7 separate regions of the Homo sapiens genome follow, and regions 1, 2, 3, 5, 6 and 7 are each linked to region 4. The links are chromatin loops, found by intact Hi-C in ENCODE. Cell type or tissue: ascending aorta. All regions are shown on one strand. Region 1 overlaps RIN2 (Ras and Rab interactor 2). Region 2 overlaps RIN2 (Ras and Rab interactor 2). Region 3 overlaps RIN2 (Ras and Rab interactor 2). Region 4 overlaps RIN2 (Ras and Rab interactor 2). Region 5 overlaps RIN2 (Ras and Rab interactor 2). Region 6 overlaps SLC24A3 (solute carrier family 24 member 3). Region 7 overlaps RIN2 (Ras and Rab interactor 2).

Region 1 (4,000 bases), 110 kb after region 4:
GCCCTGGGGGGGATTGTCACGGTTTCGTTTTTTTTTTTCCCGTGAGTTTCAGTCTGGGCTTGAGTAGAAAGGTCCATCTCTGACAGGATTCCCTAAGGAATGAGTCATCCCAGCATTTTCCCTGGAGGGAATGAAATGCATTTTTACCACCCCCAGAATGTGCCCCCTTAGTCTCCTCAGTCCTGTAATGTGAATTCACCAGGCCTTAACTTTTCCTGTCGGAGGGACCGCCCTCCTTGGAGCCCGATTATGCCCTTCCCACGTGACCATGGGTAGTGCTGACTCAGGATGGGGGATGAATATCTCTCCTCCCGTACCCGATCCCAGGCAGGTATGAATGGGCCTCTTTCATGCTTTCACCCTTTAGCCTCTTCTGTCCCCTTATTAATATTACTAACCATGGAACCAGACACTCCCCGATGAGCCTCCAAGGCCCTCCCTGGAGCTTTTCTTGCCTGCTCTGCCCTGGGATTAGACAGGACAAGGCCAAACATGTGGTTTTGCCCAGGGACCAAGAGAAGCATGTTAGTCTACATAGCATGCTTTCCTTCCTTCCACTGTAATGTTTGTTATTAATACAGTTTGGGGTTTGGTTATTCTTTTTCGAGCTTCGATCATGTTTAATTCTAGTAATATAAGTATGTAGAGCTCTTAGGGCTTTGGGGAAAAAGACACGCCGGTTTCACTTAGAAAGTCGATTCTGTTGCTGACAATGTGCACTCAGGACAAACATTGCTTGTATCTTGTGGCTCAAGGATAGAAACAGCTACTTCCTGCCCCTTTCCCAGATTGGCCCAGGGCAAGGCCCTGTGTTGATGACTAATGGACAGGTGGCTGTCTTCTCCTCCACGAATCCCACAAGAAAGACAAGGGCACAGCTAGTGAGGATACAAAAGCTGCTGGTGAGCTCGCACTTAAATAGAGCCTGCTTCCACTTAACCGTGTCTGGGGCTTCTTGGCTGCCTTCCTTGGGAAGTAGGCGGCCCAGTTGGGTTGGCTGTGATCACAGACCAGGCCTGCACAGCATCGAACTGAAGCTATGCAGCCTGGGAGGAAGAGGCTACTGAGCAGTGGCAAAAATACAGATTGGACTTTTCCGTGCCTGCCCAAAGTCCTCTTTGGTTTGCGGGGTAGCAGCCACGTCTGTTTTCCGCTGTTTAAGCAGGTATTCTCATTTACCAAAAAGGCGTCATAGAATCCCTTAGAAGTGCACAGCTCTTGTGGTAGGGTTATAGTCTTGCTGAAATTTAAAACCTTCTCTAATTGCATCCACATGTTTCAAAGTGTGGTCAATTTTGTGCTTCCAGCATTTGAGTTTTCTCCTTAGCGTCCTGAACAGATGAGAGCTAGGGAGTCTAAAATTTGAAGTCCAAAGGAGCCCCCCTCCACCCCCACAAAGATTGTAACAGTTCTCCGAGTCCTTGCTCAAATCCTGACCCTCCATACGGCCTTTCCTGAATACTTATGTTCATATTGATTTCTCCTGAAATTCTCCATGTAGCATCTGTATTCTGGATTACTGAGTTTCACACACAGTCACATGCTGATTTGTTTGTGGGGCGAATATTTGGTAAAGATCAACAATTCAAAACTCTTAACTAGGGTGATTATACTGTAGGTGGCAAGGTCTGGAAAACCCTTCAGATCACTCTATACACAAAAAGCTTGACATGTGATCAATGGAAAGTGCATGGCTCAGGGTGACCCAGATTATGCCGCGGGAAAAAATAACCTCAAGTCTTCATCTGCAACCTGAAAACAAGAAGGGTATTTTTCTTTCTCGTGTTCATGTCCAGCACGAGTTTGCAGGGCGTGTGGCTCCTGATCCACATGGAGGGGACAGTTGCCATCTTGCATATTGCCACTTATTGACCAGAGAGAGGCTTCTGCAGGGTCTCACATGAATAAAGCTAAATACTTTGGCCCTAAAGGTGACACTTCTGCACAAAACTCATTTCGCCAAACTAACTTCTGGTCCCTGCAGGAATAAATTGCCAGTGTCTGTTTTTTTTTTAAAAAAAAAAAAAAAAACAAAACACATTCATAAACTTCTGGAGAGTGGGGACTCAGATTCTATTTCTTACAAACCTACTTTCTTCTCTGTAGCTGTGGCTCACAGTAGAGATTCAATGAGTATTTTGACAAAGAATGTCTCTAAATCTAAAATATGCTGTGCCCAATTAGGGAATTTTTAATAAACATTCAGGGCGACCCCTAGTGGCTCTTCAGCGCAGAGACCATAAGTTCCTCCCCAGGCACCTAATTATATGTTAGGACAAAAACTATGAAGGAATACATACACATCTTACAGTGTCGTCAGCCCTTTTTACACTCCTCAAGAACATAAGAGATCATTCCTAAATACACCATCACAGGAACATCACTTTCCTGTAAATTATTTTATCCTAAATGCCAGATGTTATGTTAGTCCCAAAGGAAGGGGGGGGTAAGAAAGGGAATCAAGGGAGAGAAATTATTTTTGAAGTGTCCACATTTTTGCGAACAGTTCTTTCAAAGTGTATAGTTTACTTAAGATTTAGAAAATACTCATTGCGTTTTTTCCTTTTTACTTTTTTTTAAACCAAATTCTTGTTTATCAGAGATAGAAAATATCAATTTCTAAAAGAAAAAGCCAAGAGCAAGTGTTGCCACGAGTCTGGACTGATGGAGGGGATACTGGCCTTGGATCACCTCACACGCCTGACTTTCCCCCCACCTCCCCGTCAGGCCTTAATACCCCAACTACTCCTGGCAAACATTTTTCATAATTGCACTTTAATAATTTCGGCTGGGCATGGTGGTCATGCCTGTAATCCCAGCACTTTGAGAGGCCGAGACAGGTGGATCAGTTGAGGCCAAGGTTCAAGACCAGCCTGGCCAATATGGTGAAACCCCATCTCTACTAAAAATACAAAAATTAGCCAGGCGTGGTGGTGCATGCCTTTAATCCGAGCCACTCGGGAGGCTGAGGTGGGAGCGTCGCTTGAACCTGGGAGGCGGAGGTTGCAGTGAGCTGAGATTGTGCCACTGCACTCCAGCCTGGGTGACAAAGCAAGACGCCGTCTCAAAAACAAACAAACAAAAAAACAAACAAACAAAAAAAACACTTTAGTGGCTTGGTCAGTCTCACGCACTAGAATGGAAATCCCATCATTGAAAAACAGGAACCTTGTCAGCCTGGCTTGTCTGTGCCCCCTTGGCCCCTCCCAGGCCTGGGTCGCTCCAGAAATCTCTGTGGGATGGCTGTGTGAAGGGATGGATGGAGGAGTGAGTGCCATGCTCTTGGGTGTGTGCTTCTGTGATCCCACAAGGAAATGCATGTTGAAGAAATACTAAAAATACAAAACATGCCTTCTAACGCTGGCATCCCCTGTTATCACCCGTGAGCGGAGGTTGGCACTGGGAGGACCCACTCTTTCTGCTCTTTTCAGGAGGCTATTACTTGACAAGCGCATATGGAGCACTTTCTCTGATAAAGAATTTCCAAGAAGAACAAGCAGCGCGACTGCTCAGCTCAGAAACCAGAGACACCCTGAGGCAGTGGCACAAACGGAGAACCACCAACCGGACCATCCCCTCTGTGGACGACTTCCAGGTGTGCAGCTGGCCACCCCTTTGCTTCCTTCGTCCTCCAGGAATGCGGAGCTGGCTCACCCAGCACATCCCAGCTCAGAGGTCCCCACTGTGTTGAATTATTTGGCAGGAAAGGGATATCTCAAACCACCCTCTGGCCTTGTTACACTGATCTGTTTTCTTTACATTTATATACGCATGGGATACTTGGCCCAAGTTTTGCTGTCTTTAAGAAAACCAAGTTGAATTAAGGCAGAATCTCTGCCCAATCAAGCAGACGATAAGTCAAAAAGGAGGAGGAAGCACTTGGCACAGACGTTGGAGATTTTGTTTCATCAGGAAACAGCCGCTGTGTTACGCGATGCAATTGGCCTAGTTTCTCTTTGGGAAGAGGGAGAGGAACAGCGATGTCTCCTTCCCTTTTCTC
Region 2 (4,000 bases), 100 kb before region 4:
TGGACTGTAGATGGCCTTCCCCATCACTGCCCCTTTGAGTCTCAGCCATGCCACACCAGGGTTCTCTGCAAACTCTCATCAGGGCCTTCTCCTGAGCTTCCCTAGACCCCCAGGTTTTTGGGCGTCCCCTCTCATTCCTGCCCTGTTTGGATGGGGACCCAGCTGGGGCTGTCTCTGACCTGGGTGATTCCTGTCCAGGCAAAGGCTCTGGGTGGCTGGAGGTGAGGCCCTGAGCTGGGGAGCTGTCTGGATCTGAATTCCTCCCGAAGCCGGCTCTGAACAAGGATTTGATTAGAATGCAAGTAGTTGATGGGGAAGGCGGTCCCAGGAAACCCCTAGGAAAGTGGGGAGGTGAGGCAAGGGAGGGAGGCAACAATATGGAGTGTATTATCAATAATTTACCCCATGGACAGCTAGAGCTTACCCCTGCCGGGAAGCTGACTATCCCACGAGGGGTGGAGGTGTGGGAGGTGCAGGGCAGGTGTTCACACTCGCTCTCATCAGTTGTAGATTGAGGGCTACTGGGGTCTGGGAACTGATTCCCAGCATTTCAGGCCTCTCCCTGGGAAAAGCTCATTCCAAGAGCCAGAGGAACCCTCAGGCAAGGAGACGGGGATGCTGGCTGTGTGGAGTCCAGCAGGCTGTCGTGGAAGAGGGGACACGAGCAGCACCTGCAGTGTCTACTCCAGGGCCGAGGCCAGGTTAGCACAGTGAGACACTGACGGACACAGTGTGTCAGAGCAGGGCTGGCACGTGGCACCGGATGGCGCTGCTTGAAATTGGCCAATTGCCTGCTACCCCAAGGCAACTGGAAAATCACATGCGGCTTTGCCAGCAACTCCTGCAACCTGTAGTTTTATTCAGGACAGCAGATGCTATCAAGGGTGCTGTGCCCTTTGCTGATGCAGTTGATGTAGGAAGTTTGCTTGTTTTGGTGATGGCTGATGATATCTAAGAATTGTAGCTTCAAGTATGCTATAGTGGTCAGAAAGGAATTTAAACAATTATGTGTGTGTGTGTGTATGTGTGTGTGTATGCATTTAGTTATTACAAAGGGTTCCTTGTTTAAAAAGCTATATATACTGTTGCACTAAGAAATGCTTGTATTGTGAAGAGCAAATAGATTTGGGTAAATGGATGTTTTAGCACAGTAAATGGCATTATTATTTAAACACATAGGGAACTCTGAATTTCAGTAGAATAATGGTGGTTGCCTGCATCCAAATCTCTTACCATAACTTAAAAAAATTTACCCAAATCAACAAATAGAGCAAATAAAACCATTGTTTACACAAGCCCTCAGGATTACTAAGAGACAAAATTCTACAGACTTCAAATTTCCTGTAAGTAGTGAGAGAAGTATCCAGGTCCAGCCAGGCAGGCTCCGGAGCCCGCCCCTGTCTAGAGCATTGGGCGGGGACCACAGAGGACAAGTGGAGAAGGGCAGGAGTGTGCATAGCCCGGGGTGATGCAGCCCAGATCACATTACCCCTGGAAGGACAGGCCCCATCCTGAGTGGGAATACCAGACAGTGTGAGACTGGAGGCTACAGCCGTAGGAAAGGCGAGGTTACTGGGAGAGAGGAGGGAAACTAGGAAGGGCACTGCCCCTTGGAGACTTGGTGATATCCAGAAAGAAGGCAAAAAGAATAAAATAAAGGGTCCTTCAGAGATCAAAGAAAACCGCAAAATCAGACATGCTTCCCCTCTTCCAGAGTAAGCACAATAAAGAAATTACACTTCACTCTATCAACGGTAGAGGGCGCATCTGAATCAAGAAACCTGGCTAACCACCCACACGCTGTCCCCTGCCTACATCAACTCTCACTCACGATCCAGTAAAGAAAATAGATGACAAAAGGAGCAGAAAGTGGCAGACAACGTGCAAGCAAAGCTGCAATCAGAAGAAACGAGTTTGTGAATCTAAGCATTTCAGCTAGTCAATGTTCTCACCCCTCTACATACACACACACACACACACACACACACCAGAGCAAAAGAAAACTAATGACATTCCACCACTAATTAAATGTCCTAACATAAGAACTTTCATATGCTAAAAAACCCAACCTTTAATAAAAAAATCAGAACTAAAATGGGCAAAACCCAGGATGAAGTGAAATGAGAGTTGACTGAACTCCGGAGAGGAAATGGGGAAATTCAGTTTGCAGATGCTTTTGTGCTGCCAGGCAGGACATCCTTTCAGTGGACAGTAGATGGACAAGAACTGTTGCCTTTTCCCATCCACAGGCCTATGTTTTCTAAACCCCAGCCCAAGGCAAGCATTTCTTATCCATAAGCGTACTGGCTATTTCAGTGGGGAACATTGTGCAAGGCCAATGTTGGCTATCATTTTTACTTGCCAAGTTCTCTATTATATGAGACTAGGAAATACCCAAATACTTTCCCAGGGAAGATCAAGTTGAGTGGATTAAACTTTCCAAGGAGAGCTTCATTCTCCTTGGTAATATGTCAAACTTTCAGAGATAAACTTTTCAGAGATGTTTTCAAATTGTAATGAATGACTACCATAAATGATGCCGTATTTTATACTTTAAAAAGTAATTTTCATACATTATATTCATCATTAAAGTTGTATATATGTCAAAGTAACACATGTGATAGTTTCTTCCCTGCCTCTGTGTGACCACAAGCAGCTTAGAAATGCTTCGCCTTGGTTTATACATGTGAAAAATGAGAATGGGAATGGCTTCCCCCTCTGTGAGATTTCCAGTGCATTGCTAACTTCAGTCTGTGGGACAGATTGTATTTTTCTAAACATAGCCACAATGTCATCACCCATCCCACACCTTCTCCTAGGCACCTCCTTATCAAGAGGTAAAGTTGAATGCCTGTCTCTTGAGTCTGAGTGGGTTTGTGTCTCACTTGTACCCAATAGAATGCAGCAGAAATAATACTGCATTACTTCTGAGGATAATTTGGAAAGAAAAAGATAGTGCAATTTCCACCTTGCTGTCTGGTACATTCTTGCTGGAGTGCTGAGCTGCCATGCAAGCAGTTAGACTGTTCTGAGGCTACCATGCTATGAGGAAACCCAAACTAGCCCCGGGCAAACAGATCACATGACAAAGCCCTGAAGCTACATGAAGAAAGAGAGAGATACCGTAGCAGTCTCCAGCTGTTCCAGCCATACCTTCCCGTTCCCCACCCCCACACACTCTGCCTTTTGTTCCAGTTCCAGTTACCATCTGGCTGCAACCACATTTGAGACTCTGAGCCAGAACAACCCAGCCAAGCCCTTCCTGAATTCCAGACACTCAGAAACCATGGCAATAATAAAATGATTATTGTTTTAAGCCACTGAGTCTTGCGGTGACTAGTTATATAGCAATAGATAATGAGGATGCATGAAGCGTGAAGATGCATGAAGCCATCATTTCTAGGGAAAGTGTAGTGACTATGCCTAATACCTTTTGCGGTAGTGCTGTTTTGGATAATTTTTATAGCGGAAGTTGATAGGACAGAACATGTCTCTTTGGGGAAGAATTATATTCCTCTCTAGATTTAGCTTACATGCTAACCTTTCCAGTGGAAAAGAATTGAGTTATTTTCCAGTGATTTTCTGTTTTTGTACTTGCAAAGCTTTATGTATCTATTGCTTTTGGTGAAAGTAAATGATAGGATAGGTTACTGGAGAGCTATTTATTTTGTTTCTGGATGGGATAAAGCTAAAAGGACATAGGGACTAAAAATGTGGCTGCTGGTCTCAAGGATTTCTAATGAAACCCAACATTGGGTAGCTCTCAAGTTAATTCTATGGTGAGCAAACATATTTAACATTCTAGGCCATAATAAAGACAAATGACTGTCTGGGCACAGTGGCTCATACCTGTAATCCCAGCACTTTGGGAGGCCGAGGCAGGCAGATCACAAGGTCAGGAGTTCGAGACCAGCCTGGCCAACATGGTGACACTCCATCTCTACTAAAAAAATACAAAAATTAGCTGGGCATGGTGGCGTGCAGCTGTAATCCTAGCTAC
Region 3 (4,000 bases), 60 kb after region 4:
TCAAAAAGCAGCAGCCCTTCGCCATGGAGGAATAAAATCTGTAACCCCAAATATGCTAGTGATTCTTTTTCCTTTTAGAGTTTAATGGGACAAAAAAAGGCCTTGAGGAATTAAGTATGAACTTGCTTGCTCTAGGGAAACTCCCTAAGTCGGAAAACTGGACCTAGGACCAGTTTTATCAATTTCTAGCATTTTGATCTCAAATAAGGAGATAAACTGGATGGCCTCTGATAGCCCTTAAAACTTGGCTAAATATGCAGGGGTCCTTCTAAGACAATCCATTTCCCCATGCCTCTCTGCCCACCACTCTTCCCATGCTGGGTGGTGGGTAAAAGGTTTCTTCTGCTCACCTGGCAATTTCCATGCTGTCAACTGTGTTAGCCAGGCCAGGGTCCTGCCGTGTCCAGAATAATGGATTGGGGTTTCCCTTCTTCTCCAGACTAATAGAATATTACAGAGACATGTTTAATTCCATTTCAATATCCTTTTTTTTTTTTTTTTTTTTTTTTTTTACCTATAACTAGACTCAAGTTCTGAACTTCAAAATTCTAAAGAAATATTTTTATGTCTGAAGGTGTTAAGAAATCATTGGATATCAACTTCTATGTATTTTTGAAGTTGAAGTTTTTCTGGGAATTTTTTGTTTGCTCTGTGTGTGTGTATGTCTTTAACACAAATTGGAATTTGTCCTGTGCCAAAGATTTTTAGTTGATAGATATCTTCAGTATGGGCCATTATTTTCTGTCTCTCTACATAAGGGGCCTCTGGTACTAATATTCTTCCACAAGTTGTTGATCCCAGACCCACCACCTCTCTTCTCCCAACCCCGCTAAGTCCTGGCTTCATCTCCCACCTATCCAGGCATCTTGGCTGCAGCTTGGCATTTGAGGTGTATATTTGTGTTCCTTTTGATACATGGTCAAGGATCTACTGCCCCAAGATCAGGACCATGGTGGGCACAAGACTCTTGACTTCTGTCTCATCCTTGATTCATAAGATGACCCCTGCATTGGCCTCTTGTAGCTAGAAGCCTGGGCCCTCCGGCAATGCCACATCCCAGGGTGTATCTTTCTTGCCATTGCAGCTGGTTAAGACAACAGCCTGGAAAAAGATTTTAGTCTGGCATGCAGCTGAAGGGAAGCTCCTGGAGAAGCATGATATACATGGAAATTTTAACACAAAAATATCAAGAGAAGTGGCTTTTTTTTTTCTTTTTCCATCTGAAAGTTGAGGATGGCAATACCAGAGTCCAGGTTGAGCCTAGACACTAATGGTAGATGGAGAACTCTCCTGCTTCCAGGACCTGCTGGAAGCTGGCCTGTAGAAGCTTTGGGGTTTTGCTTTCTCCCAGGTCACATGAAATGCTGCCAAAACAAGCTCCAGAGTTGTGTTAATACCACAGGATTTGTCAGTCCTAGAATGGAAACACATTGCCTTGCTTTCTTTTTGTGACTATCCAAAAATTAGAAGACGGTAAGAAGTCATCCTGAAAACTCCCATGGAGCGGAACCATTACTCATAGTTTCAAAGACAGTCCAGGCACTTAGAATCAGAAGTTCTTTTCAGGTTCTGTTTATTTGTTTTGCTAACAGATTCCTTTTTTCAGCAAGAATCCATTTTTAGACACAGGGAAACTGAGATTAAACAGTGCATGGTAATGGGTGCAGGCCTCACAGTGATGAAGGGGCAGTGCTGAGGCTCTGATTCAAGTCTGACTTGGAGTCCTCTTTCCACCTAACCGCTGAAGATTAGGAGGCTGAGGGAGACTAGAATCAGGGTTGATTCCATTGAAACTATGACATGCCTTACCAAAAATAGCATTGTGATTTCAGTGCACTCACATGGGCAGGAGGTGGGTGGCTTTGATTCCGGATAAATTGATGACTGAATGTGAAAGCCCCTGAAGCTGTGTGTGGGGTTCCCACTGGGGTTTCTTCAGACCTCATGCACTGCACCTGCCTTTATCCAAGAGCACTTTCCTGCCAGGACTGTCTACCCTCTACTTTCTCCTGCACTCAGCAGGCCACTTTTGTTGGAATCCTAAATCTCATTCTCCGTGCTGGAATAAAGCATTCTGTATTTGGAGACCTTGGATGGAGCACTGGTCTCCAATGTCTGGTATTGGTGGGCATAGAATTATTGTAATTCTACACTAAAGCTCATCACTGACTTTTCTTTTTATCTTTCTTATCATTTTTTTTTTCACTATGTAGACTGCAGGAACATCATTGACTTTTACAACCAAAGCCACTCAAAGCCCACTCCTTGCTAGTTGACTTGAGCTTAGAAGGGGTGTCCATGGGAGAAATTAATGAGCAATAAGGAAGGATTTGTTTTTCTGGAAGGATTGGAGCTGCCTCCTTTTCTTGCCCCAGAGATGGCCAAAGGCCAGGTGGCTCTTGGTAGCTGTGGTGATTTTTGCCGCCCATTTCCTGATAAGCACAGAAACAAGAACGCTTTGTCTCCTGAGGCTGGAGCTGAGCAGCGGATTCTATTTGTTAGGGGGCCTCAGAAAGAAACTGCCCAGTGCCCCTAAGAATATTTCTCCCTGCCCGCTAAGCTCCTCCTCTTCCGTAAACCTTGCTGTCTGCAGATCACCTCCTCCTCAGGCCCCTGGTCATGCCTAAAGCAGACCTTTTATTAATTCCTGCACAGGGCTAGGCCTGAATATGGGCTGGGGATGAGGCCAGGCTAGTAAGGGAGAGAAGTCTGACCAGAGTGGAATGGGGTAGGGGCCCTGGAGGTGTGGGGACAGTAGGGAAGGAATGTGATGGGCCACAGATTACTTGCAGCTGAAAGAGATAAGGGATGAGGATTTGAACCCAGTTTGACAGGTAGGTAGGTAGGAGCCAGATATGGCAGGAGACATTCCAAGTAGCTTGAACTCAGTAATGAGGAAGCTGAGCAACAGCATGTAGATGTATCTACAGGATGATCTTCCCAGGCCGGCGCCGGGGTTCACACCTGGAATCCCAGCACCACTTTGAGAGGCCAAGGTGGGAGGATTGATTGAGACCAGGAGTTCGAGACCAGCATGGCCAACATGGCGAAACCCCGTCTCTACTAAAAATGCACATATTAGTCTGGCATGGTGGCGCTTGCCTAGCTGCTCGGGAGGTTGAGGCACAAGAATTGTCTGAACCTGGGAGACAGAGGTTGCAGTAAGCCGAGATTGTGTCACCACTGCACTCCAGCCCTGGGTGACAGAGCAAGATTCTATCTCAAAAAAAAAAAAAAAAAAAAGGGAAAAGCAAATTCAGCTGGGTGCGGTGGCTCACACCTATAATCCCAGCACTTTGGGAGGCCGAGGTGGGTGGATCACCTGATGTCAGGAGTTCGAGACCAGCCTGGCCAACATAGCAAAACTCTGTCTCTACTAAAAATACAAAAATTAGCTGGACGTGGTGGCGCACGCCTAAAGTCCCAGCTACTCAGGAGGCTGAGGCGGGAGAATTGCTCGAACCCAGGAGGTGGAGGTTGCAGTGAGCCGAGATCGTACCACTGCACTCCAGCCTGGGTGTCAGACTGTCTTAAAAAAAAAAAAAAAAAGCAAATTCAGTATCTTTACCATAATTAGGAAACACACTGAATACATATAACCATTAAAATAAGTAATGGCCATTAAAATTAAAACCATGCCTCCATGGATTACCTTGATGTATCCATCACTTTTTGGGAAACATTGTCAGTTTCTAACAACATTGAGATATTACAAAATATCAAAATTGGGCTAGGCATGGTGGCTTGTGCCTGTAGCCCCAGCTACTCAGGAAGCTGAGGCTGAGGCAGGAGGATCACTTAAGGCCAGGAGTTTGAGACCAGCCTGGGAAACACAGCAAGACCCCATCTCTAAAAAAGTATTTTTTAAAATTAAAAATTTAAATATCAAAATTAACCTACACTTTTCCACCATTAGAGCTTTATTTTGTTTTTGAGTTTTCCACTTAGTAGCAAAACTACAGTTCTTTATGTTTGGGAGACAAACAAGGTAATGAATCTT
Region 4 (4,000 bases):
CCCACCTCAGCGTCCCAAAGTGCTGGGATTACAGGCATGAGCCACCATGTCCAGTCAGAAAAGGAGGACTTTCTAACCAGCAGAGGAGCCCACCTGTTGCCCTCGGGTGGTCACATGGCCAGTAACTACATGGGCACCAGCAGGGCTTCTGTGGTGTGGACAAGGTGAGAGTTTCTATGAGTCTGTGAACCAGTTTTCCAAGGAAAGAAGGGATGGACTTCCACCAGAATTAACCCCATTTACAGGCCAGTCCTGTAAGTGGTAGAAAGGAGTTTTAACCACCGCACCTCACACCACCTTGTTAAAAAAAAAAAAAAAAGGTTACTCTTAGAAAAATTGAGGCACTGGACATTGTTCCTAATTACATTTTTAAAATACTTTTTAATTTTTTTATGTGAAAGATAGGGTTTCACTATATTGTCCAGGCTGGTCTCAAACTCCTGGCCTCAAGCATTCCTTCTGCCTTGGCCTCCTAAAGTGCTTGGGATTATAGGCATACGGGCATGAGCCACAGCACCTGGCCAACAAGAGTTTTTAAATAGGATTAGGACCAGGCGTGGTGGTTTACGCCTGTAATCCCAGCACTTTGGGAAGCCAAGGCGGGAGGATTGCTTGAGGCCAGGAGTTTGAGACCAGCCTGGGCAACATAGGGAGGGAGACCTGGTCTCTACAAAATAAAAATAAAAAGATGAGTTGAATGTGGTAGCACACACTGGTAGTCTCAGCTATTCGGGAGGCTGAGGTGGGAGAATCACTTGAGCCCAGGAGGTTGAGGGGCAGTGAGCCGTGACTGCAGCAATGCACTCCAGCCTGGGCAACAGAGCGAGACCCTGTCTCAAAAACAATAATTAAAATTAAAATTAAAACACTGTTGTTGAGTAAGGGGGCTGGGAATACAGTTCTTTCCATATGACTTCTTTCTTTCTCGTAAATTAGCTTGTCTTTTCAATGGAAAGTTTTCATGACCTTCAAACTTAAAATTTTTTTTTAAAATGACTGTTGGGTGAGGGAAAACCTGTGTCAAACAGTGATCCAAGACACTTTAAAAATTTCTTTCAATTCACATAGTTCGAATTGTCAAGTCTGATCCTGGAATAACATTTGTCTGTCCAACGTGTAAAATATTGAGTAATACAAAGATAATTATGGAAATATTCAGAGAACTTCCCTGGACCCAGACACAGAGCCACCTCCATTTCCTCCTACCTCTCTTAGAAAAAAACAAAAAGCATTAAAAGGAGAGATGACCTGTCTCCCTGGGAGCTGGTTAAGCGACCAGGCAAAAAAAGTGAGATGCATTTCTTAGATTCGGACTTGACCTGACAGGTCCTCTAGGGTGAGTCACTTTTTCCTATTTCAGTCAATTTGGCTGTAAAATAATTACAATAACGAGGTCTTGTTTACTGAGACTGAAGTCCGTGCTGCCCGGCCTCATTTAACGGCTAGAAAGAAAAACTGAAGGTTGTGATTAGAAAGCTTCTGTAGCCAACCTCATGCAGCACGGAGATGAGAATCCAGGACTTGAGTACACTAAGTGTCTATTAAGTCAGAACTGTGAGTAGTGGAATCCAATATAATTGCTTTTGCTGCTTCTTTTGTGGGTTTGCACTTGTGACCTAAAGTAAATAAAATAGCATAAAATAGGAAGCTGGGGTGGGGGCAAGAGGAGAAGAGATTGGGCCGATGTTGGTCAAAGGATACAAACTTTCAGTTCAGAAGGAGGAAAAAGTCCAAGAGCCGTATTGTGCAACACGGTGACTGTAGTTAATACCAATGTATTGCGTATTTGAAAATTGCGGCCGGGAGCGGTGGCTCATGCCTGTAATCCCAGCACTTTGGGAGGCCGAGGCAGGTGGATCACTTGAGGTCAGGAGTTCAAGACCAGCCTGGCCAACATGGTAAAACCCCACATCTACCAAAAAATACAAAAATTAGCCAGGCATGATGGTGCACGCCTGTAATCCTGGCTACTTGCAGGCTGAGGCAGGAGAATCACTTGAACCCTGGAGGCGGAAGCTAAAGTGAGCTGAGATGGTGCCACTGCACTGCAGCCTGGGTGACAAAGTAAGACCCTGTCTCGAAAAAGAAATACAAGCAAACAAACAAAAAAAAAAACGAAAAGAAAAGAAAATTTTCGAAGACAGGAGATTGTAAGTGCACAAGTGCACTCAGAACAAAAAAAAGCATATGAGGTAATGCATATGTTAATTAGCTTCACTTAGCCATTCTGCAATATGTATACCTATATATATCAAGATGTCATGTTGTATACCATAAATATATACAATTTTTACTGGTCAATTAATAAAATAAAATCCTTCCCCCAAAATAGGAAGGTTACGTTGGACTAAAGAAATTAAGAGAAGAGGAGAGGAGCGGAGGGGATGGGAAGGGTGGGGAAGGGACAGTAGAGGTGGGCGGGGAATAGGCGACGGGGGAGGGCAGAGGAGGGAACAGGCCTGTCCTTAATCCTTCTCAAGCTCTGTATCTTGCCAAGATCTGGCCTGTGGCCCGGCGCAGCAAAAGCTGGGAAAATGCCAGTGACTCAACCCAGTTCCATTGATCAGTGAAATGGAAATCGGGGACTCTGTGTTTCAACCCCAGTCAGCCAGCCCACAGCCAGGGTCCAGGTGGCAGCCTCAGCTCCTGGCCTCAGTGGCTGTCAGTAGAATGGGTTGGGGAGCCAGCCTCCAGCGGTCTCACATAGCAGGCAGGCAGTGCAGCCTGGAGCCCAGCCAGGGGACGCAGGAATCCTTTCTGCTTTTTAAGGACAGACTTTGCTTTACCACAGCAGTCGCTCTTGGGGCCACACGGAAAGCCACCACTGAGTTTACTATAAAGTGACAGAGGCTGGTGTCTCTAGGAGAATGAGGAATAGTCACTTCCTGCCTTTGTCCATTAGCGCCGACCAACGCGACCAGCTCCGTTTACATTCTTTCAGTGGTGTTGTTGAAAGGGCTTGGCAGCTCCCAAATGTTTGCAGTGTCCTTAGTCCTATGAGGGCTGCCTTCTTCTTCTTCTTCTTCTTTTTTTTTTTTTTTTTTTGCTAGCTTTTAGCTAGTATCTGGAAACATCTACTGGACATGTTGGACTCATTTTCTCAAGAATCCACTTTACCCTTCAGGGAAGCCAGGAAAAGAACAAGCTTCCAACCGGTACAAGTCTGGAGGAATTTCACAGCCTCTCAAACTACGGTACCCTTTTTGTTTCTTAGTCTAGCCTGTTACTGGGATGGTTTTAGGATGAAGCTGCTGGGGTGACATCTGTGGGGAGGCATGGGGAAGCGCAGGTGAAGAGAAGTTATCGTTTTAAATGGTATTAAATTGCTGTCAATATTGAGTCAAGGTGTCTAAGGTTATGGTTTGGGGAAGAAAACTATAGCTAACTATAGCTACTACAGAAAGATCTTAAACCAGAACTCTTTTGGGGCCCTGAAGAACTTTTTTTTTTTTCTTTCGAGACAGAGTGTTACTCTGTCGCTCAGGCCAAAGTGCAGTGGTGCGATCATGGCTCACTGCAGCCTCAATCTCCTGGGCTCAAGTGATCCTCCCTCCTGAGTAGCTGGGACTACAGGAGCATGCCACCATGCCCATCTATTTTTTTTTTTTTTAATTTTTTTTAGAGACAGGGTCTCGCTATGTTGCCCAGACTAGTCTCAAACTGCTGGATTCAAGTGATTCTCCTGCCTTGGCTTCCCAAAATGCTGGTCATGAGCCACTGCACAGACCAAGAACTTTGTTTTTCTGGCCAAGGACTTTATTTTTTAAAATAATAATAAGCTATGTACTGTCTGCTTGAACTATTGGATGGCCACCAGCATTTAATCCCATGGGATGTACCTGCTGCTGCACCTGGCAGTGTGTTCCTGTCACCTGCTCTCATTTCCCTCTTGGAGCAGCTTATGAAGGAGAGATGCCACCTGCATCTTTTGAAATGTGATGGATCTGCCTGCCCTGAGCAGAATTCAAACTGGATGGTGAATTGAGGACTGCTGGAGGTT
Region 5 (4,000 bases), 70 kb before region 4:
TCATGGACACCGAATACGTACCAGATACTATGTGAGGCTAGTGGGGCTTAGTAGTGAACAAAAGAGGCAGAGTACTTTCTCCTAAGAGGCTTCCATTCGAGTGGGAGAAATAGATTATAACAATTGGGCAAATGAATACGTAATACATGTCAGGTTATAATAGGAATTACAAAATGAAGTAAAACACAATAAAAAAGTAGAGACAGGTGCATAAAAATTCTGGAAGGATGTACTCCAAATGATTAATAAATAGACCTGTAGCTTTTAAAATTTATGTCTTCTAAATGTTCTGTAACAAACATGTATTTTTTAAAAAAATGAAAAGTTATTTTAAATATATAAAAAGCACTGGGTTTGAATGTCCCACATGATTAATTGTGTCACCTGTTGTATCATAATTTTATTACCAAAAATACTGAAAAAAGTTCAACTGGAAAATAATACATAGTCTTTATTATCTGGGGTGTGGTTTCAACATATTTTAGGAATCTTGATATCTGGAAATATAAATAAATTATAGAAAACTAGACATGTTTATAAAATGCCTTCCAGATGGGTAATTTGAAATGATGAATAATCTCTTCCGGTCTTGGTAAACAGCAAAATGTGCTAAATAGGTCAGAATAGAAAAATAGTCGTATCACGTGCAAGAAACAGAGAACAAAGCATTGGAGCCCAAAATGCTATTTCTAATGCTGCTTTGTTTTGTTATGTTCTTACTGGCAAATGAAGGGCAAATGTGTGTTTACGAGGTCACACAATAAAATATAAAGTGAAAATTTCAGTCATTTGGTTAGCTTGGCCCAAGGAGACTATCAGGCTTGGAAAAATCAGACAAAAATAAATCATGTTAAGTAAGGTCCAATCCAGCCGCTTGCCTGGGGCTCAGCTCCCTGGGGTGTTTGGACCCATGTTTGGTAGGTGGACGTGAGGTCGCGGTGCACACTTGCCCTTTCCCCTCCTCCCACCCCCTCCCCAGTGCTTCCACAAGTCTGACTCTGCCTTGTCACTGATTGACTTTGCCTTCCAAAATGAGATGACATGTTTATTGTCTAACATCATCACTGATTACGACAACAATCACTCACAACAACTGGTGTGGTCACACAACATCTCACCCCAGATGTCCACCTAAATCCTCCACCTCTCATGTGATTAAAGTCATTCAATCTCTGGTCTATAGTAATTTTATATTTTATATTTTGGAGACAGGGTTTTGCCCTTTCATCCAGGCTGGAGTGCAGTGGCACAATCAGACCGCACTGGAACTCCTGGAACTCAAGCATCCTCCCACCTTAGGCTCACAAGTAGCTGGGATTACAGGTGCATGCCATCATACCCAGCTAATTTTTTTTTTTTGTAGAGACATGGTCTTCATATGTTGCCCAGTCTGGCTTTGAACTCCTGGCCTCAAGTGATCCGCCCACCTCAGCCTCCCAAAAAGTATCAGGATTACAGGTGTGAGCCATCATGCCTGGCCCTGGTCTACACTGATTTTAAAATCCACTTGGCCATTTCTGGTGTTAGAATAAACCAAATCCTATCCAAATATTAATTTAATTTTATGTTTTATAAGCTTGATCATGTAATATTTATCCATTTAAGCACCAACAAAGAAACTCAAATTTGTATCTGTGTGGATTATTAACTGGCTCTGAGCTCTATGGCTTTCTGCAGTATTTCCAGCAGGTTTCAAAGTGATCAGTCCTAATAACTCTGAGGTTTGCATTTTGTTTATTTATTTTTTAAATTGCTTGTTGAGTCTAACAACAATGAATCCAACTTGCACTTTCTTATTTTGTGTTCCTAGGTAATTCATTATTGAGAAAGCAATTTATGCTAGTTAAGAGAAGGCCTATAATGAGGCAAGAATTCTGCTTACAAAGGTAAAGTAATTTAAGCAAAAGCTAAAATTTAAAAGTTCGATAGTAGTCAATAAAAATTAAAGAAGTTATACATAGGAATCTTTGAAATTATGTCTAAAGCAATACATTGGCTCCCTTTTTCTTATAACAAAAACCAAGTTCACTGAAAGTAATTTATTTCTTTTTATGGAACTACATTGTGCATTATATGAGTTCAATCTTGCCATCAATAGATTTCTTAGGCTTTGTTTTGAAAAGTTGCTTTTCTTTTTCTTCTTTGGACTTTTCAAAAGCAGAAGTTTCCCTGACATGCTCGGTGTGGTATTTGCTGATGCGTGCATGTGTGTGGTTTTAATTTTTAGGTTTGTTTCCCCTCAACCTTTTCTTTGAGTTAATGTGAATCACAGCTGTATTTTTCATTCCTGAGCACTGTGATTCATTGCCGTTGACTTCCTCTGGAGCCCGCTACACCACAGAGTCCTGTGGGAAACTGATTAGTCACTGCTGAGCAAGGTACCTTGCAAGCCATGGTCAGCATCGGCTCAAACAACTGTCTTTGGGCAACGATGAAAGTTGTTGTAGCATCTTCCTTTGGGAAAGTAAGAAAGCTTCCCTTTAGGGGTTCATATAGTTTGTAGCAATCCATGGATTCATCTTGATAACATACGGGAAAATTTGATGTTGAAAAAGATAAACGTCTTCTTTGGTTAAGAAGATTTTGGGTCACACTTCTGCCTTCAAGAAACAGACATTGATCACAGCCCCTTGCCAGTGGCATATAAATAGTATTTGTGGATAGCTTGAACCTTACTATATTGGTGCAGCTTTGAAAAACTTGGAACAGATTCATTTATCTCAAACATACTTTTATCTAACTTCCTTGAGTCTAATTTTAGAAATTTTCAAGCCAAGGGATTTTTCTTTATAAGCTAGACTTACAAAGAATTCCTAAAGTCATGCCTTAACAGTAATCAATTATTCTCCATAAGTTTCCACTTGCAGTTAGCATTGCTGATTAACAGTTTGTGATCACCTATTCTAAGGGTGGAGAGGCGACCCTACCTCCATTTGATATCACCTAACCTGAAGGGGCTTTGGCGGCTATGTCTGTGATAATGAGAACTCGAATTTTCCTGTTCAGAGTAAAGGCTCTATAAGTTTAAGGAATTGGAGCAGTTTAAGAGCAGGGACAAATGGTTAACCAGTTAAATAAGCCAAACAAGGTGTCAGAAGATCAAATTCTGGTTTGATCCTTGGGTAGCCTTGGGAAAGAATTTTTGCCTTGCTAGGCCTCGGGCTTTTTACGTGTCTGTTAGCATGGAGAGCTTGAGGTGGAAATGCAAACAGAAAACAGTGCACCCGGGTAGAAGTTGCATGTGGTTGCCTTGCAGTTAGAACTGGGTCACACAAACAAAAAGCCTGATCAAATATTTCCTGAACATATAGGAAGTATAATTCCTTAACCTCTGCATAAAAGAGGATTGCCAGCCATATTCTGTTGAGACAAGAGGACATTGATACAATTCCTGATGCATCTGAATAACTGAAAGAAGATTTAGAAAATTTGCAAATTTCAGGATGAATAAGAGAAAAGTAAATAAAAACTAAAAACAAGACAATATTAAGTTGTTCAAGAGAGGAACATTTATCATAATATACTGTGTATTTCAGTGATGAATACAATATTGGCATGATTGCAATATAATCATGTAGAGAAAATGGAGACATAGTCATATAGAGAATGTGGAGACAAGAAGTGTGTACATTTGCTAGAGCTGGGATGGGGGTGGAGGTGGTAGAGTTCAATCCTTGCCTTCCATAATGGGGAATCAACAGTCTAAAACTGAAAATTCCAGAAGTTGCAACACGTGTGTTATTACTTGGAAGTAAATACCAACTGGGTTGGTCCATTCCGGCTGCTCTAACAAAATACCTTAAACTGAGTAATTTATAAACAATAGAAATGTACTGCTCACAGTTCCGGAGCCCGGAAATCCTGAGTTCAAGGTGCTAGCTGACTCAGTCCCTGGGGAAGGCTCACCCTTTCCTTCAAAGATGAAGGTTTCTAGCTGTGTCCTCACTTGGCAGACGGGGCAAACAAGCTCACTCAGGCCTCTTTTATAAGGGCAGTAATC
Region 6 (4,000 bases), 190 kb before region 4:
CTCATAGACTTTATTCTAATTTGAGGGAGACTGAAAATAAATTAAGAAACAACCCTGATGGTTTAAGACAGGAAATATTCGCATGAAACAAATAAAAATATTTGCTATGAAACAAATAGAAAAGCTGGAGTGAGATGATGAGAGTTATATTTAGATTTATCTGAGGGCTCAGTGACATTCGAGCAGTGAAGTGGCCTGCGTGACAGGGCAGATTCTGCCATGAGAAGATCCAGGCAGAAGACCTGCGAGGGCAAAGTCCTTGAGGCAGGAAAAGGCTTGGAGTGTCTGAGGACAGAAAGTTAGCCAAGACCAGGGAGTATGTGAGCAGGGAGAGTGGCAGGTGCGGCAAAATCAGGCAGTGCCTTACAGACCATGGTGGGGAGACCTGATTTTACTCTAAGGGCAGTGGAGGCCAGTGGAAGGTTCTAGAACAATTTGGTTTTTGAGACTCTTTCCTCTGGCTACTGGTAGCAAACAGATGGAGGTAGGATAGGCATTGGAGCAGTAGTCCCCGTAGGAAGCCAGGTTGTCAGCCAGGCCTTGGTGAACCTGGCCCCAGCGGAGGCTGTGGGGATGATGAGATGGTGGGAATGTCCTGTCAGGTTGCCAGGGTTGGCTGTGGGGGATAAAAGAAAGGGAAAGATCAAGAATGACTCCCAGGATTTTGACAGGAACGACTTGTGAGCTCATGTTGTCCCAGCCCTCATCCTAATATCATCTCATTTAATTCTCCCAGCAACTCTGTGAGCTCGGTGCTGCTGTATACACATTTTCACAGATGAAGAAACTGAGGTGTAGAGAGTTTAATTAACTGAGTCTTTCAACTCATAAGCCACAGAGCAGGGACCGGAGCCCAGCACCATCTAATGAGAAACCCCTCTGCCTCCCATAGACACTGTGCCTCGGCCCTTTAAGAGAGGCCAGAGGGTGCCAGAAATAATGTTAGATACTTTTTCTATCTATGCAGTTTTAAGAAACTATTTGGAGATTGGTAGGATATATGAAACAAATACTGGATACTGGTCTAAAATTATAAAATACATTTTATTAAACATTTAATTACTGTTCAAATGTTATAATATAAAAATTCCTCCTTAACTCTGGTGGGAATATAAAATGGTTCAATCATTTTGGAAAACTGGCAGTTTCTTATAAAGTTAAATAAATACCCACCTTATGACTCAGCAATTTTCCTGGGTCTTCGTCCAAGAGAGATGAAACATGACCACAAAAAGACTTGTACAACAATGTTCATAGTCACCTGGCTTGTAATACCCTCAAACTGGCAACAAACAAATGCTCACCCACCGCCATATGGATAACAAATCGTAGCACATTCATAGGAGGGAATACTACACAGCAATTAAAAGGAATGGATCACGCAACATGAATGAATCTCAATCACATTATGTTGAAAAGAAGAAGGAAGGCACGAAAACATCCTATATGGTTTTATTTGAAGTTGGAGAACAGTAAAAACAATATCTATGGTGGTAGAGGGTGAGGGTTTGACTAGAAAGAGGCACAGCAAACTTTCTGGAAGGTAGAGGCACTGTGTATCTGGATTGCATTGAGGAATACATGGAAATATGTATGCATATTTATTTCTAGAGGTGAATTAGCAGTTAATCAGGTTAGTAATACAGGTCTAGGGAGAGCCTTCAAATCCTCTTTGAAGATTCCGGCGCGCTGACCGACGATGCTGAGAAATTCCACCAGGTGGCGCTGCGTCCGCTGACGCTTTATTATCGGGCGAAAACGTGGAAAACAGAAGCCCACTGGAGGTCTTCCTAGCTCCCCACCCCCATTTCGACCCCCTGCACCTACACACATTCCACCTCTTTTTTGACCTGAGTATCCTCCTCTCTTTTCCCACCTGGCCATCTGCCAAACCATCCCCCTAGCCTGGTATTACTAAGAAGTGATTCACCCTCTCATTTCGGAGACCTAATCAGCAGGTGGGCAGTGGGTAATTTTTTTTTTAATTCTGTTTGGTGTTGCATGTCAGGTTTCGTTGGTGATGGAAAGTCATTTGAATGTTTTAGAAAAAGAGCAATATAATAAGGTTTAATTCTGGGGAAAGCAGTACAGACACTTGGCAGAGCAAAGAAATAAAGCTAACTGGGGTTCTTTGTTATTTTTTTTTTATTTCTTTTTGGCCTTTTTCATTTTTCCAGCGGGTAAACTGGAAACAGTGAAATGGGCGTTCACCTGGCCGCTGAGTTTCGTCTTATACTTCACTGTACCCAACTGCAACAAGCCGCGCTGGGAGAAATGGTTCATGGTGACGTTTGCTTCCTCCACGCTGTGGATCGCAGCCTTCTCCTACATGATGGTGTGGATGGTGAGTGCAATCGGGACCCCATGGCACTGTTAAATCTCTTTAGAGAATAAAGAAGGGAATAAGAGTCAGGGTTTCAGCCGATAACTGTACTAGTCAGCTATTGCTACAATAAGCTGCACAACGAACCACTCCTAAACTTAGTAGTTTAGAATTGCAGGCATCGATTCTCCTGCTCACACGTCTTCATGTTGACTGTGGATTCATTAATCTTAGCTGGGACCTGCTATGCAGCTCTGCTTCAGGCTTCAGGGTGGTCATGTTTGATTCAGGCAGCAGGTGGGGTCCATGTCTACTCCACGTGTCTGCTCATTTTCTTTGTACCAGAGGCTAGCTACCTGGGGTATGCTCTTCTCACAGTGCATCATTAGAATGCAAGAGAGTACGTGGAAACACGAAATGCCTCCAGGATCTTCGCCTGGCCCTGACTTACCATCACGTCCACACACATTTTACTGGCCAAGCCCCACATCAATGGCATGGGGGAAGTGTACTCCACCTGCTCCAGTGGGAAGAACAGCCATGTCACAGGGCAAAGGACATGGAGGAAAGGCACAAAGAATTGGGAAATGATGATCAATCCCTATCGGCATCTTAGTTTCTTCAGCCAGACAATGAGGCATTGTATGAGGTGATCACTCAAGGGTCCCTTCTGAGGCTAAAATAATGACTCAGTGATTCACATTGGTTGATTGACATTGACTGATATTAGTTGATTGACATCGATTCAGTGGCTTTGACCTTAACAAAGCCATTTTAGGAAACCCAGCCTTCCAGAATGCATTACCCATTTATGGCTATACTTTTTAACTGGGGAGAAATTCCAAATCATTAGGATTGGACAGAAATTAAAAAGCATGGCAAAATGATGCAAATCCAAATTAATCTTGCCTTGAGTGTTGGATAGAAATGTAATATAAATTCTGGAGAATTAAACTCAAGAGCTAAAAAGAAGGTTATGAAAAAGATATTTTGGTAAGAACAAAAATACCCAGAAAAATTTTGCTACATGGGTTGCAAATTTGTAAACCTGACACAACTAATTCATAATCATCTCTTTCCTCAATATCACAAACATTTTTTTAAAACCCAAGTTTTATAGCCAGGGGTTTCTCCCTCATCCTGCATTCACTAATGTTTTCATCTGACATATGCACCAAGAGCCACCTCCTATCTGGATTTGGGGGACAGTGTTGGCTGTCCCTGACCTTAAGGTGCTACATGATTTTCTGTGCAGCCCCCTAACCAGCGGGCTAACTGACCTGACTCATCTGAGGTTCAACTTCCTTCTGTTTGCTTCCTTTTCCTCCAGTGGAGGTTCTAATAAGTCCCAATCAATGCCCAGGAGTAGGGAGAAAACTAGGAGAAGCCGGAGACCTGGTCCCAGCCACCTGAGCAGTCTGCTCCCCTGAACTCCAGACCCAGCCACAAACATGATCATGAAAATGATGAACCAGAGGCCAAGACTGGCTGAGCCAAACCAGGTTCCTACAGGGACTGAGCTGAGGGTTAAAAAGGAAAAACAAGGTTTGGCCAGGACGCTGGTAGCTCCATTTGATCCAGAGCGACAAAATAGAAACAGCGTGTGTTTCTGCAGCTCACTTTCCTCCCTGGAGACCGGAAGTCAGAAAGCCCTGTGGCCACCCCAGGTTAAATTCT
Region 7 (4,000 bases), 90 kb after region 4:
GAACTGAACATGAGTTCTAAAATTTAAATTGATTGACACTGAATGAGATTTGATATTGACTTCCTCGGTTGTACTAGCCAACTTCAAGTGCTCAATAGCCACCTGTGGCTGTTGGCTTTCTTGTTGGACAGTGCGGGAGTCGGGAGAGAGAAGGAGGGATACAGGATAGATTACATAAGGCAGGTGACACGGCTGTCACCACACAGACAAGGGAGAGCCAGGACTCCCAAAGGGCTTCATCTCAGTCCTCCCATGGCCAGCCATTCTGGGCCCATGGGAAAGAAAGACACTGCAAAGCATAGCTAGAGATAGAGAATAACCCATTCCAGGCCAGGCACAGTGGCTCACTCCTGTAATCCCAGCACTTTGGGAGGCCAAGGCAGGTGGATCACCTGAGTTCAGGAGTTGGAGACCAGCCTGGTAAACATGGTGAAACCCCGTCTCTCCTAAAAATACCAAAATTAGCCAGGCGTGGTGGTGTGCGCCTGTAGTCCCAGCTACTCGGGAGGCTGAGGAAGGAGAATCACTTGAACCTGGGAGGTGGTGGTTGCAGTGAGCCAAGATCGTGCCACTGCACTCCAGCCTGGGCGACAGAGCAAGACTCCGTCTCAAGGGAAAAAAAAAAAAGAATAACCTATCCCAAATGGAAATTATAACAGGCACCACTGATCACAGCACTACCTCCCTCAACTTACATGGAACACTGAGACTCATCTGCAAGAGGAGACACAGGCAGTACAGATCAATAAGCAATCTGCACTACTTCGCAGAGCATTGCATATTTATGAGCATGGTGAGGAGGTTATATAGGATTTGGGAAGGAGGGACTCCAAACCACAAAGGTAAATGGTTGGGCCTGCACTGCACATTAAGCTTGCTGTGGTTTTTCTGCTGATGGGACCCATGAATGTAGTTTTCCTCCTTTGGTGGTTTTAATGCTGAATGTGTAAAACCCTAGGCAGATTGTGTAACATCCCCCAGGCCCAGCTGCTGGTCCTGCCCATTAAAGGGGAACTTCAAGGCCCGATTCCTTGGCTGGCAGCTGCACTGTGGAGGGCATCCCAGGAGAAGTTGTTGGGAAAGGGTGGTGTTGCTTTGTAAGTCGGTTCAGTTTTTGTAAAGCAAGTCAGGAAGCCCCAGTGACCTTTTTTGAGCTTATACTGGAGCAATTCCAGTTCCTTTTTTTCTTCCAACTTACCTGTGAAAAGGCAGGGCTGGAATCCTATGTTGGCCAAGCCATTTCTCCAGGGCTTTGAAGGTGACAGACCCCTGGAGCCTTCCTGTGAGCCCACAGCTGGGCCTGGCAGCCTTTCTGCCCTTTCCAGTAAAGGAATGCAGTAAACCTGAGTACAACGCACCCCCTACCCCACCCCGCAAGACTCGCGTTGTCATGCAGTGTGCTTTTTTTAATTTGTGAAGGAATGGTCTGAGTGTACCGTATTTACATTCTTGTGTTCACTGATAATGACTTTCAGATTTCTGGAGCTCCCCAGCTGACAGCAAACCCCCGAACCTTCCACCTCCCCATAGGCCTCTTTCCTCCGACGGTGTCTGTCCTGCCTCCCTGCGTCAGCTCTGCCTTATAAATGGAGTGCATTCTATCAAAACCAGGACGCCTTCAGAGCTGGAGTGCAGCCAGACCAACGGGGCCCTGTGCTTTATTAATCCCCTTTTCTTGAAAGTGCACAGCCAGGACCTCAGTGGAGGCCTGAAACGGCCGAGCACAAGGACTCCCAACGCGAATGGCACGGAGCGGACTCGGTCCCCCCCACCCAGGCCCCCGCCACCCGCTATTAATAGTCTCCACACAAGCCCTCGGCTGGCCAGGACTGAAACCCAGACGAGCATGCCAGAAACAGTCAACCATAACAAACATGGGAACGTAGCTCTGCCTGGAACGAAACCAACTCCCATCCCTCCACCCCGGCTGAAGAAGCAGGCTTCTTTTCTGGAAGCAGAGGGCGGTGCAAAGACCTTGAGCGGCGGCCGGCCGGGCGCAGGCCCGGAGCTGGAGCTGGGCACAGCTGGCAGCCCAGGTGGGGCCCCGCCTGAGGCCGCCCCGGGGGATTGCACAAGGGCCCCGCCGCCCAGCTCTGAATCACGGCCCCCGTGCCATGGAGGCCGGCAGCGGCTGAGCGACATGAGCATTTCTACTTCCTCCTCCGACTCGCTGGAGTTCGACCGGAGCATGCCTCTGTTTGGCTACGAGGCGGACACCAACAGCAGCCTGGAGGACTACGAGGGGGAAAGTGACCAAGAGACCATGGCGCCCCCCATCAAGTCCAAAAAGAAAAGGAGCAGCTCCTTCGTGCTGCCCAAGCTCGTCAAGTCCCAGCTGCAGAAGGTGAGCGGGGTGTTCAGCTCCTTCATGACCCCGGAGAAGCGGATGGTCCGCAGGATCGCCGAGCTTTCCCGGGACAAATGCACCTACTTCGGGTGCTTAGTGCAGGACTACGTGAGCTTCCTGCAGGAGAACAAGGAGTGCCACGTGTCCAGCACCGACATGCTGCAGACCATCCGGCAGTTCATGACCCAGGTCAAGAACTATTTGTCTCAGAGCTCGGAGCTGGACCCCCCCATCGAGTCGCTGATCCCTGAAGACCAAATAGGTAAGTACCCTCTTTTTTAAAATATAAAATCTATTGTAACTCTGTCCGGGCAGTGCAACCTATGTTTGTTATTTTTTATGAAGTTTACTCCGAAGTTCAAAACAACACCCAGCTCCACCTTCTCTCCCGGTTTGAATGGAAAAATCAGTTTCTCAAAGTAGCTGCTGACTGCCAGACTCAAAAATGTCTTCGGGAGTGACAGATTGGAGCTGCACAGTGATTCTGTTCAGGGATGGAGTTTGGTCCTCTGTGGGTCCAGCTGCCGCCTGCTGTGGTAACGTGTGTGTGTTACATGTGCCGGGTGTTTCTGGACGCGTGCTTCTCTGCAGGCTGTGCATACATACAAAGGTAGTTTTGTTATCTTCTGAGAGGCAGTGGGTATTTTGTTCTGTCTTGGTTGCAAGTAAACTTTTTATTGAGGTGTAGCATATGTTCAGAGAGCACAAAACTCACGTATGCATTGGAATGAGTTTCCACCGCAAGCTTACCTGTGGGACAACTACCAACCCCTGGATAAGCAGAACCTGACCAGCATCTAGGGACCCCGGGCCCCCTGTTCTCCCTCAAGGTTACCATCCTGCTGGCTCCTCATCCCATACACTTCTGTAAGCAGCACGGCTTGGGAGTAAGCAAAAACTGAAAAAGACAAGTTTGTTTTGTGTAACTTTAAAATAAGTAACATAGTTTGGAGGTCACATGAAAGGTGTTTTCTCCAACTTCAAGGGGAAATTCTTTCTTTATAATCTCATTTAAAGGATGAGTTGCTAATGGTTACTTTGGCCAAGGCAAATTTGAATTTGGCAAGCAGTCTTTTCTTCCAGGGTGAGAATGTTGAAGGTTCTTTGTTTGTTTGTTTGTTGTTTTTAATTTTAGAAGGTTGACTCTTGAAGGTTAATTTCAGAGACTTTATTCACCAGGCAGCAGGAGCCTTTGGAGCTACCAAACATTTCCAGGCGGTTCAGAAGCTACACCCCAATTTTTTCTTTCTGATTGGGTCCATTTGTTGAAAGTAGTAAACAGTGTGTGATAGAGGGCTCTTTCTCTTTCTCTGTCTCTCTCTCTCTCTCCTCTCTTTTTTCTCGTTTAAGTGATTTTCAGCAGCTCTTTGATTTTCTCACAAAGGAATCAAAGCCTTGTTTGTTTTCTTGTGGTTTGACTGAGGCCAGGCCTGGTTGATCAGGGCGTGGTTAAAGCTGGGGTGTTGCTGGAGTGAGTGGCTAAAGGAATGTGCCCTTGTGAGGTGCCTTCTAATTGAAAAAGACATCAAGGAGACAGCAGAATATCCACACAGGCTGCCTTTTTCCCCATCCCACCAGAGACCCGCTCTCAAGGGAGACCATATCTGACTCAGTATTAACAGAAACCCAACCTGCAGGAGAAGCTTCCTCTTA

Evidence for each region. Hi-C counts contacts between places; a loop is a spot of excess contacts. Peaks named below come from ENCODE experiments on the same cell type or tissue, not always from the same donor. Only the 100,000 strongest peaks of a DNase experiment are listed, where the experiment ranks them.
Region 1: a loop joins it to region 4, with 2.5 times the contacts of the local background. A loop is called at or near these places in 40 of 110 quality-filtered maps.
Region 2: it touches region 4 in a loop (2.1-fold over the local background); 53 of 110 quality-filtered maps call a loop at or near these places.
Region 3: it touches region 4 in a loop (1.9-fold over the local background); 14 of 110 quality-filtered maps call a loop at or near these places.
Region 5: it touches region 4 in a loop (4-fold over the local background); 33 of 110 quality-filtered maps call a loop at or near these places.
Region 6: a loop joins it to region 4, with 4 times the contacts of the local background. A loop is called at or near these places in 36 of 110 quality-filtered maps.
Region 7: it touches region 4 in a loop (2.3-fold over the local background); 33 of 110 quality-filtered maps call a loop at or near these places.

What each region holds. Positions count from the first base shown.
Region 1 is chr20:19,993,248-19,997,247 of GRCh38, forward strand. It overlaps RIN2 (Ras and Rab interactor 2), which reads left to right. Exons shown (of 13, transcript NM_018993.4): 12 at 3,432-3,595. Among named protein-coding and RNA genes, the nearest start is that of NAA20, 22 kb to the right of the region's middle. RefSeq lists an enhancer at 1-629. In ascending aorta, a CTCF peak has its summit at 2,222 (motif pointing left); a DNase peak (open chromatin) is centred at 260; H3K4me3 peaks cover 1,035 bases; H3K27ac peaks cover 3,472 bases.
Region 2 is chr20:19,783,314-19,787,313 of GRCh38, forward strand. The region is part of intron 1 of RIN2 (Ras and Rab interactor 2); the gene reads left to right. Among named protein-coding and RNA genes, the nearest start is that of RIN2, 27 kb to the left of the region's middle. In ascending aorta, a CTCF peak has its summit at 1,750; DNase peaks (open chromatin) are centred at 1,452, 1,798 and 3,176; H3K27ac peaks cover 1,738 bases.
Region 3 is chr20:19,943,491-19,947,490 of GRCh38, forward strand. The region is part of intron 4 of RIN2 (Ras and Rab interactor 2); the gene reads left to right. Among named protein-coding and RNA genes, the nearest start is that of NAA20, 72 kb to the right of the region's middle. In ascending aorta, no CTCF peak of the experiment used is centred here; DNase peaks (open chromatin) are centred at 1,858 and 2,428; H3K4me3 peaks cover 1,135 bases; H3K27ac peaks cover 4,000 bases.
Region 4 is chr20:19,883,587-19,887,586 of GRCh38, forward strand. All of the region lies in intron 2 of RIN2 (Ras and Rab interactor 2), which reads left to right. Among named protein-coding and RNA genes, the nearest start is that of RIN2, 130 kb to the left of the region's middle. RefSeq lists an enhancer at 2,154-2,654. In ascending aorta, no CTCF peak of the experiment used is centred here; DNase peaks (open chromatin) are centred at 1,755 and 2,785; H3K4me3 peaks cover 1,645 bases; H3K27ac peaks cover 2,897 bases.
Region 5 is chr20:19,813,413-19,817,412 of GRCh38, forward strand. The region is part of intron 2 of RIN2 (Ras and Rab interactor 2); the gene reads left to right. Among named protein-coding and RNA genes, the nearest start is that of RIN2, 57 kb to the left of the region's middle. In ascending aorta, a CTCF peak has its summit at 2,328; a DNase peak (open chromatin) is centred at 2,339; H3K27ac peaks cover 3,259 bases.
Region 6 is chr20:19,691,082-19,695,081 of GRCh38, forward strand. SLC24A3 (solute carrier family 24 member 3) reads left to right here. Exons shown (of 17, transcript NM_020689.4): 13 at 2,178-2,344. Among named protein-coding and RNA genes, the nearest start is that of RIN2, 65 kb to the right of the region's middle. In ascending aorta, CTCF peaks have their summits at 1,719 (motif pointing right) and 1,923; a DNase peak (open chromatin) is centred at 1,740; H3K4me3 peaks cover 304 bases.
Region 7 is chr20:19,973,179-19,977,178 of GRCh38, forward strand. It overlaps RIN2 (Ras and Rab interactor 2), which reads left to right. Exons shown (of 13, transcript NM_018993.4): 9 at 1,476-2,609. Among named protein-coding and RNA genes, the nearest start is that of NAA20, 42 kb to the right of the region's middle. In ascending aorta, no CTCF peak of the experiment used is centred here; DNase peaks (open chromatin) are centred at 1,013, 1,353, 1,913 and 3,818; H3K4me3 peaks cover 3,387 bases; H3K27ac peaks cover 4,000 bases.